Regions from separate parts of the Homo sapiens genome. Here region 1 is linked to region 2. Evidence: chromatin contacts called from ENCODE Hi-C or POLR2A ChIA-PET data. All regions are on one chromosome and are shown on one strand. Each heading gives the region's core, a stretch centred on a gene start or an enhancer-like site at or near the end of the contact. The rest is flanking DNA. Distances are from core to core; before and after follow the strand shown.

What was found. A loop is a pair of places that touch in the nucleus more often than their neighbours do. ChIA-PET counts read pairs that join two places held with the same protein, here RNA polymerase II (POLR2A). Pooled maps may share reads with other maps.
Region 1: a loop to region 2 is called in a map of left cardiac atrium, with 4 times the contacts of the local background. The contact joins the enhancer-like site here to the promoter of LINC01522 in region 2. A Hi-C loop is called at or near these places in 1 of 168 maps with a recorded cell type or tissue (left cardiac atrium) and 2 of 50 pooled maps. POLR2A ChIA-PET finds 5 or more read pairs at or near these places in 2 of 52 experiments (MCF 10A and PC-9).

Annotation. Positions count from the first base shown.
Region 1 is chr20:47,928,037-47,934,566 of GRCh38, reverse strand. No RefSeq gene overlaps it. Among named protein-coding and RNA genes, the nearest start is that of LINC01523, 52 kb to the left of the region's middle. Within about 2 kb of position 5,051, at least 4 of the 41 ENCODE cell types and tissues checked have a DNase peak (open chromatin) inside an H3K27ac peak, as active enhancers do; they include PC-9, where a contact is called at or near this core.
Region 2 is chr20:47,988,085-47,994,759 of GRCh38, reverse strand. It overlaps LINC01522 (long intergenic non-protein coding RNA 1522), which reads left to right and starts at 4,643. Exons shown (of 3, transcript NR_110027.1): 1 at 4,643-4,745; 2 at 6,018-6,153. All of the region lies in intron 1 of LOC107985436 (a long non-coding RNA gene), which reads right to left. RefSeq lists an enhancer at 1,188-1,688.

The DNA of each region.
Region 1 (6,530 bases), core at 3,802-6,301, 61 kb after region 2:
CTTGGTCAAGTCCAGCAAGAATCCCTCCAATCTTGATGTCTCTTTGGTAAATTTCCATCCACAACCTTGCAACCTGCTCCTTGGCTATAAACCCAAATGTGTTCTTGTATTCAGAATTGAGCTCAATCTTTTCCCTATTACAATCATCTTGACAGCTATTGTAGTTGTCCTGAGTAAAGTCTTCCTTATTATTTTAACAAGCATGGGAATAATTTTTTCTTTAACACTGTTCACACAAGAAATATATCCTGGGCTTCTAAAGCGGGGCAAGCCCTGTGCTGAGCAGTGGGAATAAAATGATGACAGACCCAGAGAAGAGCCCTGTCCCCATGGAGTGTATGGGATGGCAATGGGGGGACAGGACACAGGAAATGGCCAGGTTGACTACTGCAGGCGGGCCTTATAAGAGGACGGAAGGAGGTGTCTAAATAGAGTTTTTGTGAAACAAATCACATGCCAAGATCTGCTACTTTGTAAAAATGATAAATCTTATGTAATATGGGCAGCCAACCCCTAATTTCTCTTGTCTTTGAAGTTCTGGATTTACTGTCTGAAGCATTCCAGATGCAAAGAGTCCTGTTCAGCAAAGGTTGTTTTCATTTGCATTTTGAATACACCAGAGACTGCGGTGCCAATCAGCATGAGAAACTATTTTCTCATACAATCCTCAATTTATGTAAAACAGCACCCTTCTCTAGTAGTCTTTTTCGTTCATTTATAGGCTCCTGGCTGAGGCGCTGTCAAAACTAATGGCCACATTCTCAGAGGACACAGGTGACCTGCAGATGTGGGGCTTTATTCTCAAGGTCACTTTCATGTGAGATGCCCCCAACTCGTCCCTCCTCGGGAATGAGTTCTTCTGCCCCGCCACTCTTGGACCACAGCCACCCAGTCCTGGTCACCTAGATAATTCATTTCCTTCACTTTGGGCCAAGTTATGTAATTACATGCATTTGATATTCATCTCCTCCAAGTTGGACGCTAAGTGTCCAAACTGAACCTAAGAAGTGGGGCTGCCAGTTATTTAACTAGACTTCAGCTGGCAGTCAATTGGCTAAAAAGCAGAAACAGACCTTGGAAGCATGATGAAATTAAATAGCATGCAGTTTTTCAAATTACCAGAAGTGCAGAAAGGCTGGAAGAGTAAAACAACCGTTCCTGGCCCCTGCCCCCTCACCTTCCGTCACATCCAGGGCCAACCACTTTTGATAGTTTCTGAACCATGTCCGTATTTCTGAAAGCAAGACATCTCAAGAGTAACAGCCCTTATCCATGGTGTTGCGTGGATCAGTAGTGTGTTCCTTCTTATTGCCGAGTAGTATTTCACGGCGTGAATCGACTACAGCTTAGTCACTCATTCCCCTGTCGGTAGACATTTGGGTAATTTCCAGTGTGGGGCTGTTATGGATAAAGCTGCTTATGAACATTCTTGTTGACATGTTTTTGTTTCTCTTGTAGATATACCTCAGAGTGGAATTGCTGGGTGATAGGAGAGATGCATGTTTAATTTTTTTTAATTGCCAAAACACTTTTCAAAGTGGCTTATCCCATTTCACATTCCCACCATCAATGTATGGGACTTCCAGTTGCTCCACACTCTCATTTGGCCAGCTGTAGAAATCGGTTGCTGGCTTGCTGCTGTAACATACGAAGGATTTAGCAGAGGGCTCTTCCCAGTAGCATAATTTTTACCGCCTACTTTGGAAGTAGCAAAGATGGCTCTGTGAAGGTAAACTGCACAGATTTGAAGGTCAGCTCTGTCACTTACTACTGTAGAAACTTGGAGGAGCTGTTGCATTTCATTGTGTCTCTGTTTCCACATCCATTAAATGGGACAATAATAGTTCCTACTCCATAATGTCAAAAGTACCAATTTGAAGACTGTATGATATGTAGTAAACAATAAATGTTAGTTACTACTATTCTGTTATTCTAGTTACTATTAGTTACTATTATTCTATTTTGGGGTATCCTGGTCATTTTAAGGATTTGAACATCTTTATTTCGTTGTCCAACTGTGGACAATGTCTCTTGGCTCCCCGCTTTGTAAGCTAATGCTCCTAAAATACACATAAAGATGCCTTCTATGTGCCACTGTTTGGGAAACATCATTCATAAAGTAATACAGTCTTCACATCAAACATCTGATTCAGGTATTATTAATTATGCTCAGGATGGAGATGGGGAAATGTAGGAGCAGAGAAGTGAGATGGCCCACCCAAAGTCCACAGCCCAGAGGTGGCAGGGCCAGGACTGGGACCCAGGCAGGTGGAAGCCAGGGCCCCCACACTTCCCCACTGCTCTTGGGCCTCCTCTTTGTCCAGGCCCTCCTTGCCCTTACCCACCTCCCAGCCTCTGCCAGGCATATTTGTCTCTATAAATAAGGTGTACATCATAAAAGTTTAAGGAAAAGTGGAATTCTATTTTTCTTTTTTTTTTTTTTTTTTTTGAGACAGAGTCTCGCTCTGTCACGCAGGCTGGAATCAGTGGTGTGATCTTGGCTCACTGCACCTCCGCCTCCCGGGTTCAAGCGATTCTCCTGCCTCAGCCTCCCGAATAGCTGGGATTACAGGCGCCTGCCACTACGCCTGGCTAATTTTTGTATTTTTAGTAGAGACGGGGTTTCACCTTGTTGGCCAGGCTGGTCTCGAACTCCTGACCTCAGGTGATCTGCCCACCTCGGCCTCCCAAAGTGCTGGGATTACAGGTGTGAGCCACCACGCCTGGACTCTATTTTCATATCAGATTAGATATCCACCCAGGAAGGAATAAGAGGTATTTGAAGACATTCTCCCTGGCCTGGAACACAGAGACACCAGCTCATCTGTGGGTTTGCTGCTAGTTGAGAAGAGCCTTCAGAAGCGCATGAGTTTCCGACATCCTCAGGCATCCTGGCCCAACTGCCTTTCGGTCATCATTTGGGAGAGAGCCCAGACGTCCTGAACTCAAAGTGCAGCTTCCTCCACAACAGTCTGTGGACAAGGCAATTCCTTGAACCCCTTTGCTTCAGTTTCCACATCTGTGTCTTCCTAGGCCTCCTACTCCCCAGGCGATCGCATCCTGACTGAAGCCTTTACATACTCATTCTATGCTGAGCGTTCTAAAATATTTCAGTCCTACCCCAACTTCTTCCTGAGATCTCTACTTGTATATCCAACTGCCCACTGGACTCCTCAAACATGATCTTAACAAAGCTGAACTCTTGTTCAACCTCAGGCCCCAAAATTATTCTTCTCACAGTCTACCCCATTTCAGCAAACGGAAATGTCACCATTCCAGTTACTCTGGCTACAACCCTGGGTGTCTTCTTAGCTCCTCCCTTTCTCTGGTTGCAGCACCAGCTGAAAATAAGCAGCCAGAAGAACTGCCCAGCGGAGCCCAGTTACCCCACAGAACCATGAAAGATAATGAAATGTTTGTTGTTTTGAACCACTAGTTTGTGGTTGTTTATTATGTGGCTCTAGATAACTGAGACATGGTGCTTTCATAGACAAATGTTTTACCTACATCCTTGATATGAACTACCAGCTAGGTCTTCAAATGTGCCTGCTTTTCTATGTCCCAAACTTCAGGGCTAGCCTACCATAAGAACAGTTTCTCTGCCACTCCTGGATAATACCTCTACGATTACTTAACATGTTTTTTTTTCAAATGGACTATAAAAGTTGGATCATTTGTATAATGTAGCCTGCTACTAAGAACTAGTAATACTAATGATGGCTGTGCATATTGACTGAGCACTTACCATGGGCCATCCATAGCTCTAAGGGCTTTCCATACGGTCGCTTGTCTAATCTTTACCACAGCCCTATGAGGAAGATATTATTATTGTCACCATTTTACAGATGATGACAATGAGGCACAAAGAGGTTATCCAAGGCCTCACAGCTAGAAAACCAGGGAGGTGAGACCTGACTCGCTATTGTCCAACTCCAGAGTCTAAATTCTCAACTACCTCTCTGAACAACAACAATAACCACTGGTATCTATCGACTTCTTGCTACATTTCAGACACTTTCCTAGCTCATTATTGATTTCTCCCCACAGCTCTTGGAGGTAGGTCTATTATTATATGCATATGCATATAATAATAGGTGAGGAAACTGAGGCACAGCAGGGCTGAGTCACGCAGCTGAAAAGTCCATGGCAGAGTCAGGATTCAAGCCCAGGCATTCAAGCTGCAGAGCTCACACCCATCACCAGTCCCCTGTGTTTCAGTGAAATAACATTCAAATACACCCATAACCATCAGATAGCAAGATTTTTCTTGCTGTCTAACTCATTTCATGAGCCACCACGGACAGGCAGATCACAATTTGGGAAGCATCTTCCCAGCCTCAGGTGCCTCCTACCTGGGGCCCCAGTCTACTCACCTGGGTGGCCTGCCAGATGCTGGTGGGGCTTTATTTCCATCTGGGGGCCCCTGCACACCCTCCATACCTAGCTGTCCCTGGATGCAGGGCCCTCACTGCTTGAGGCTGTGCCCACCCAGGACCACATCCAGCTTCCGGGGCTCCTGCCCCTTCTGGCCTGGCCCCTCTCTCCTACTCCCTCAGTCCAGGACTCTCGTGCTGACAGCCACCCTCTTAACTGGAGATGAGAACACCACTGGCATCCACATTCCACCTGGATTTGCATAATCAGGCACATTTACTGCCCTCACTCTGTGCCATAATTACTGACTTGCTTTGCATTCGACACTTTTCAACTCCATGCACGTCCCTTCTCCTTCCTGCATTTTTAAGGTGGTTATTACAGATACGGCAGACTTGGCTTTCCCAGACATGACTCTGGCTTTAAAAATGCAAAAAGATCAATGTCCTACTTTATGTAATTATGTCTGCCCCTAGAATCAAAGGAAGAGCAGATGGGGCACACTTTGGAGTCAGCAGACTTTATAACTAGGGGAAGAGTTGAGGCCTGTAGTATTTTCCACAGCATCATCTGCTCCCTAAAATCACACAAATCCCTCCTTGTCCCCTAGAGAGGGGTAGAATTTCCTGGTCCCTGTGAGTCAGACAGGACTCCTGGGCCAGGATTTTCATGACATCTGAGTCAGAGAAGTTTGCAAGGGGGAAGTAATCCAATTGGCTATGGAAAAAAAAAAAAAAGCAGTGTTCAAATTCTCTAGAGCAGGTTTTTTTCCCCCAAACTTTTGAAGAAGGATCCATTATAAGACACGAAGTTTTCATCAGAACATGAAATAAATGTACACACACACACACACACACACACACACACACACACACACACAGGATGTTAGGAAAGTTACAGACTAACAACAGATGGAAGAAACAAAGTATGGGCCTTCATTGAATCTTTATTTTAAAAAGTAGCTCAAGAAAAGTTTATGAGATAATCAGGAAAATTTGAACGTTGACTAGATATTTGATAATATTAAAAGAATTATTGCTTATTATTTGTAGGCAAGATACTGGTATTATATTTGTGTTTTAATATGGAGTCTTTCGCTTTTAGAGACACATACTAAAGTATTATGATAAAAATGATACAAGGTCTAGGCCTCAAAATAATCCAAAAGAAAATAAACTAGTATAAGGTGACATAGAGATGAAATGAGATTTACCACGCATGTTAAAGCTGGGTAATGGGTAAATAAATGGAAGTTTCTTACACTTTCTCCTATACTTCGTGTGTATTTGAAAATACTCATAATATACTTTATATTAATTAAATTAAAAGACCTGTGGGGGAAAAAAACTACTGGATCAAAACTCCTAAATAAATCAAAGGAATTTCCAATCAGATAGTGTTTGCAGTAATTATAGCAAGTAGTGTTTTAGAGTGTACTCTCTAAAACAAGACTATTTGGGTTTGAATCCTTTCTTTGACACTTACCAGCTGCATGGCTGTGGGCAAGTTACCTATCCTCTCCCTGCTCCCATTTCCTCCTCTGTAACTTGGAATAACAATAATAGTATCTACATGCTGGAGCTGTTAAGAGGATTCAACGTGTTAAGTGCTTAGAGGTGTATCTAGCACAACAATCATTATCCCAGTAGTAGTCATAGTGGTGGAAGCAATAGCGCCAACAGTACTACGCAGTATTCAGGAATCTTTTTTAATATTGAAGTCATCCAAAAAACATGCTGCAGCTCTCCCTGGCTTTGAAGGCATTAAAAAAAAAAACCTGTAGACAAAGTTAATTTAACAGAGGTTATTTGGACAAAGAACAATTCAAGAATCAGGCAGCACTCAGAACCTGAAGACATTCTGAGGGCTCAACTCAGCAAGGTGGAGAGCAAGTGTTTATAGACAGAAGATATAAATAAAGTAGAAAATTAACTTGATTGATTACACCTAGGCATTTGCCTTATTTGGACATGGTCTGACCTGTTGGCTACTTCTGATTGGCTGAAGCTCAGCAGTTTCTGATTGGCTGAAACTTGGCAGCTGGTGATTGGCTGAGATCTGGGTATCTGTTACAAAAAATCTACACTCCTAAATTAGGTTTCAGTTTGTTTATATACTAAGTTAGGTTGCAGAGCTTTATGGAAGAACTCAAAGTA
Region 2 (6,675 bases), core at 3,394-5,893:
TTATGTGATCACCTGTGAACCAATCTCAGTGGCGAGGGGAACGTGATCCTGCCGTGGACCCATCTTCAGATCTCCAAATGTTTTCATGATGAAATATTTCACCTTTCTTAGTCAGTCTGGATGGTCTAGACTTGAAAAAGTAATTGACTCGTCTTCCAGCTCTCTTCCCATACACCTGAGTTAAACCAGACACTGTTAACTCCTAAGGATGGGGGCTGCAGGACTCACAGAGAAAATGGATGCAGAGAGCTGGCCTCCAGGGCCATCATGCTAACAGAAGAGGCAAAACACACGTGCTCACACAAGCACACTGTTCCACAGCAGCCAGGCCTATGCAAGCCTACCCTCAAAATTCCGAGGAAGCTGAAAGGATGAACAGAGAGGCTGACAAATCCAGTTTCTTAGGAAGAAACATGTAATAGGGATGTGCAAACAAAAGCCATGTCTGTCTCCTGGTTGGAGGTGAGACAAGGTGATGCATCCCCACACCATTACTCCCCAGACCCACAGGGAAGGGGTGATTCAGAAGGGATGTGTAGAACTATTGAAGTAAGATAACATCAAGGTTGTTTGAACTAAGGGCAGGATTTACAGTAAGTACCTGCTCTTACACAAGGAACAATAGATAAACTGAAAATCTTAGAAGTCTTCCTGAAACTGGGAGTAATCAGAAGCCAACATGGTGGATTCACTTCCGAAATGGAACTTCTCTGGCCTCCACATATGTACACATGTGCACGCACACACACACACACACACACCCTGCACACGTGCTCACAGGCACACACCCCAGTGCACATAGACATATGCACACACATACACCATGCACTTCTCTGGAAGAGAGGGGTCTAGGGAATAATCCACTTCCTGGAGACCCCCATGGCTCCACCATCACAATGTGGGTTGACAGTTTGAGGTATGTATTAGTCCACTTCTAAAAAATAAAGTTTTTTTTTTTCTTAATGGAGCTTCTAAACTGTTGCACAAAAAAAGGAGGCTAAGATGACGTCCAGCAAGAAAGTCATCTGTATAAAAAGATCTCTGTCATGAGTGGGGCCCAGAAGTCAGGGTAATGCCCAGGAAGGACCCCAGACAGACCAGAGGAGTCAAGTCCTGACGCCGAGTGCAGGGGCTCAGAAGTCAGGGTAATGCCCAGGAAGGACTCCAGACAGACCAGAGGAGTTGAGTCCTGATGCCGAGTGCAGGGGCTCATAGCCCAGCCTCCCTGCAGGACCTCACTCACTGAGGTACCCACCCCAACAACAGGGCAACTCCAAGGGCCCCTTGCACCTCAATATTCCATGAGGATCTCCAATGTTGAGTTTCCAAGGGCAATTAGTGAGAAAAGAGAAAACAAGAAACCAGTCAGGCAGGCAGTTAGGGTGGGTCCTCAGTTGAATTCTTTCAAACAAAGGAACAGCCTGATAACTCGAGCTACAGGCACAGATAAGGGAACTTGCACAGGGGAGCTTGCCTGAGACATGCTTACGTCTGCACAGGTAATAAAGGCTACACAGGTGACTTGCCCGGACATGCCCATAATGGAAAATTCCATCCGCTAACACATAAACAGTAAGAAGAACAAACAATATGAAGTAACTCAAGCTAAGGGGCCACAGGTGCATTAGGAGGATGGGGTGGAGCTACCAGAAATTCGAGCCTTACACAAATGAGATGCCCAGCCCTCATCAGTTTCTTATAAAAGCCTTTGCATTCAACTGTAAAAACGGCAACCCTCTTTCAGGCTCCGTCTCTGTGGCAGAGAGCTTTCTTCTTTTACTTATTAAACTTTCACTCCAACCTCACCCTTTGTGTCCATGCTCCTTAATTCTCTTGGTCCTGAGACAAAGAACTCTGGATGAGATCAATTGGAAAGATAGTAACATTTGGAAATGACATGCTACCTAGGGAGGTCTTTACTCTCCAAGCCTAAAGAAAATATTGTGCTTACTTCTCCAACCTCCGCTGCCACAGTTTTTGGCCAGGGATGGAGTGAGGTGGAGGGTTGTGCTTTGGGTGAATAGAGGCACAGAATGAAAAATAAACTACTTTTTGAAGCTTTGCATCTGTTTGTACCTACAGTCACTTTGTTTCTAAACTCAAAAATCCCTTTTACAAAGAAAAACACTAAGCCTTGTAATTAGGGCTTTTCAAACCAACTCAGCTCCCCATTACAGGGCCAACTGCACACGAACTTGAGAATGGTTGTAGAGTGTAGCAGATACCTGGTGCCAAATGTGATGGTAACAAGAGTCCAAGTTGACTGATCTCTCTGGCGAAGAGATGAGTCTGCTGAAAATGGCATTTATCAGTGATGTGGGCGTGTCATTCAGTCCCATTTTCAAGGGTTTATTTTTGTGGTTTTGCTGCCTGCTTAAAGTGATTTGCTGGTGCCGTCTTTTAGTCCTCTCCCTCCCTGCCTGGAAGGTGATGTAGATGTATTTGCACTCCCAGCAGGAGACACAACCCTTGGCAAAAGAAACTCCCAGCATAGGATAAGCAGTTCCAAGCTCTGGCTCTGAAAGTCATGCAGGCTGTAGCATGAATCCCATGGCAGAGCACCAGAGAAGAATGTGCCTGCAGCTTTTGCAGCCCTGAGGCTTCCTCCTCCTCCAGAGAGGGGGATAGTTCCCGCACTCCCACTCTCCCATCTTATAAGTCGCAGAGTCAGAGGCTGGTCCTAACTCTGGCGGTGGACTGGGGGTGAGTCTGCATGGAGTCTTCTGCCATTTGTAGGGGGGCGGTGAGAGAGCACACTTCCATGTAGACTCTTCACCCTCGACTTCACCTGGGAGTCTCACATTCTGGCCACTTACACTGCACTCGCATATTTCAGAATGCTTCCTCTAAATTCTTCTGATTATTGTCTTAATACTGCCCATGTCAACATATTATTGAAACAGATTATTGCAAAGATATCACTTCAGGAGAATGTGCTTAGGGGTAACAGCTACATCCCAGCTTTTCTTCCCCTGCCCCCAGCTCTATTTCCCATCACTACCATGTTATAGCCCTCAGGGGGACTTGGTTAAATATCCAAGGATCTCACCGCTGATAAATCCTAAAACATTGCTTAGAGACATATTATATAGAAGCCAAGAGGACAACTGTCTTATTCTCCGAGAGCTGCAGGCAATCTTCTCCTTGTCCCATAACAGATTTCTAGTTAATAGATAACATTGCCAATTGTCAGAAAATAGGTGGCCCCTCTGGGACAGGTCCACAGCCCTTTCCTGGCTTGGCTGCATTCATCAAGCTGAGTTTTGTCTCTCAGCGGTGTCACATCCAAGTTAGTGTCTCTGCTTGCTGCTTCCTCAGTTATCTCCTTGAAACAAATTTCTTTAAATTGACTCTGCAGAATACCATTCCAGAACTTGCCATCATGTCTAATGAATATAAATTTCTGTAACAATTTTCAAAATTGGCCACCAGCATCATGGGTTCTCAGCATCCACATTATAAATTTCAGAGGCTTCCAGACCTGCATATCTCGTCACTGAATAGATCCGAGCTTAAAATCAGAAGAACTGAATCATCATGCACTCTGAGGCTTCAAGAAACATTTAATCCGGGTAACCAACACACAGTAATAAAAACACTTTTATCATCACTTTATGATATTAACTTGTAAGGATGCTCAATTAAAAACCTATTGATTGATCAAACATTTAGCCCTTTGAAAAGTATTTTTTAACAATTGCTTTGTGCAAAACACTGTTAGGTGTGATGAAGTGTCCACAGAACCATAATACAATTCAATTAAATGAGGCAAATAATGATGAGTTCCTGCCATGCATGAAGAATTCTGCTAGATTGCGTGATCCAGAAGTGAGCAAAATGCAGATCTTATCGCTGTCAAGATGACAGAGTAAAGTGATGTATCCACTAAATCAGTAACTCTAATGTAATAACTTTGTGCTAAATAGGAGATGAGTTCACACTGGACACAGGCAAAGGCTGGCAAACGCCTTCATTTCCTACAAGTTACATGCTGCATGGGGCACATGGGTGCTCAAGGAGACAGTGGGCCTGGGTAGCCTACGAGAATCGTGGCTATGAGCACTGACCCTAGACTCAGACCCTGCAGGTGGAAGCCAGCTCTGCTCCTACTCACCATGAATGTGCTTAGGACATTAGAATGCTCTGGCCTCAGTTTCCGAATCTCTAAAAACCAGACACTGATACCTAATTCATTATGGATGAGACAGTGCCCGTAGAGAGCTCCTGTGAGGCGTGCCTGGGCCCAGAGGTTGAGCGGATGGCTGTTACTATTGGAGGGTTACAGCAGGCTTTGGTTCCCACTGGATCCACCGAGAGCTCTGTCCTTCACCGCAGCCAGCAAGACTGTCTTCGGTACACAAGCACCATCCTGCCTCAGGAACATGACGTTGCATCCAGACATGGTACCAAACTGTGTGCCTCCCAGTCTAGCAGAGGCTTCAAAGCCATCAAGCCCAAACCCCACCATGCTCCCTGTGCACTGAGCCATCCCTACACGGTGTGGGAGACAACTTAGTGTGGGGCCACCGTATGGGTTAACCTGGCTGTTCTCTGGCTGGCTGCAGTCTGCCAAAGTAATAAGCAGCAGTGAGAAGTTAAGTAAACATCACAATGTAATTAAGTTGCTATGGCAGTAAATCTTAGTGACTCAGGTTCAGAAAAGGAGTGGCTCTCAACCAGGGGCAGTTGTCCCCTCCGGGGAACACTTGCTAATGTCTGGACACAGTTTTGGTTGTCACGACTAGGTAAAGGTGTAACTGGCATTTACTGGGTAGAGGCCAGAGATGCTGTAAGCATCCTGTACAATGTGCAGGACAGTCCCACAACAGAGACTGCCCAGCCCAAAATGTCAATAATGCTGAGGTTCAGAAACCTCGACACAGCAGCAGCAATGGCTGGTGCTTGTTGGAGGAGGAGGGTGGCTTAACTAGAGTCTTGAAGGATCATGAAAGTTAGAAGAGCAGGCAGGAGAGGGGAGCCTTCCAGGAGGGGTCCCAGCACAAGCAAGGATGGGAGGGAAGACTGTCTGAGGGGTAGTGAGCAGGCTGGCTCAGCTGGAGGGGCGTCTGTGCAGGTGATGTGTGGAGGGCGTGTGGGGTTTGCTCTCCAGGCCTAAGCAAATCCTTGGGCTTCCGCTGAGAAACTCCCCATCCCTGTCCTTGTGGTGAGGAGGGACTTTCAGTCAAATGACAACACTGTCCCTGAGTCCAGGGGGTAACATGTGGCCAAGACAGGACCATCCTGTCCTCCTGTGGGGACCTGAATGGTGAACAGTGACACATGAGTGGATTCACCATGATGGCCACACAGAGGACCCAGGAGCTGCCCTGATGTCCCCAAGCCCCGTGAATCTGGCTCTTCATATTTAATTTTCCTACAGACTTAACCCATTTCTTCCTATAAATGTCTTCAAAAAATTAAATCAAGGAATCCAGAGTCGGTTTCCATTGCTTGCACTCGAAGTTGGATGGGGGTCTGTGGCTTGGGTCTTCCTCTACCTTCCTGCCACATACCTTCTAGTGCCTGGACCCTGACTGTGGGGACAGTGGAGTCTGCCGAGCAGATACACACTCCACTGAATTATGGGACTGTGGTGTGTTGTGCACTGATGTTTGCAAGACACACACACACACACACACACACACACATACACAGAGGAGAGAGGACACATAGGGACAGCCAGGTTCACAGCAGACACTGAGCAACCACTTTCCTTTCTTCCTTGGTAACAGAGCCACACTTTTGTTCACCCCTCCAGTAGAAAACAATGTGCTGAAGGAAGGTGGCCCTGCCTCAGCCCTAAGCAGAGCAAAGTGATTGGTCAGTGGTTCAAAGCCAATCACAGTAATCCTCTCCCCTTTGCTTGTGATTGGTTTGCGAGTAGGCCTGTCATCCAGTTCTATTAATAGCTAATGGGACCTAAGAGACATCTACTAGAGGCTTCCGGGAAAGCCTTCCCAAGCCACACAGGAGAAAAATCTCCCAGCTCTCCTTCCCTTCCTCTGTTCTGGACACAGGCTGGTGATGCTGGAGCCACAACAACCACCGGAAACCCCAAGGCGAAGACCAGAGAATCCCAGAGATGCAGACAGAGACTTCCTAGAGCTACAGAGTAAGCCAAATTGGAGTTGCCTTTTCTGGACGTCTTGTTAAGTGAGTAAAAAAAAAAATGCCTTTGTAATTTAAGCCTGTGCTTCTAGAACTTTAATATTCAATAGCCTTTTCAACAAATAGTGTCAGAAAAAAAATTGGGCATACATAGACAAAAAATTAATCACACCCTGTCACACATGATACAAAAATTAACTCAAAAATGGATTTTGGACTCATAATGTAACACGTAAAACTATAAAACTTTTTAAAAAAATACTTAGGAGAAAATCTTCAGGACCCAGGGCTAGAAGAAGAGTTCTTAGACTTGACACAGAAAACACAATGCGCAAAAGGAAAAATTGATCAACTGGACCTCAATAAAATTTGAAACTTTTGCTCTGCGAAAGGCCTTGTGAAGAGGATGAAAAGACAAGCTATGTACTAGGAGAAAATATTTTCAAACCACTTATGCTACAAAGGATTTAATACCTAGAATAATATAAAGAATTATTAAAACTCAACAGTAAAAAAAAAAATCCATTTAGGAAATGAGCAAAAGACATGAACAGCTATTTCACCAGT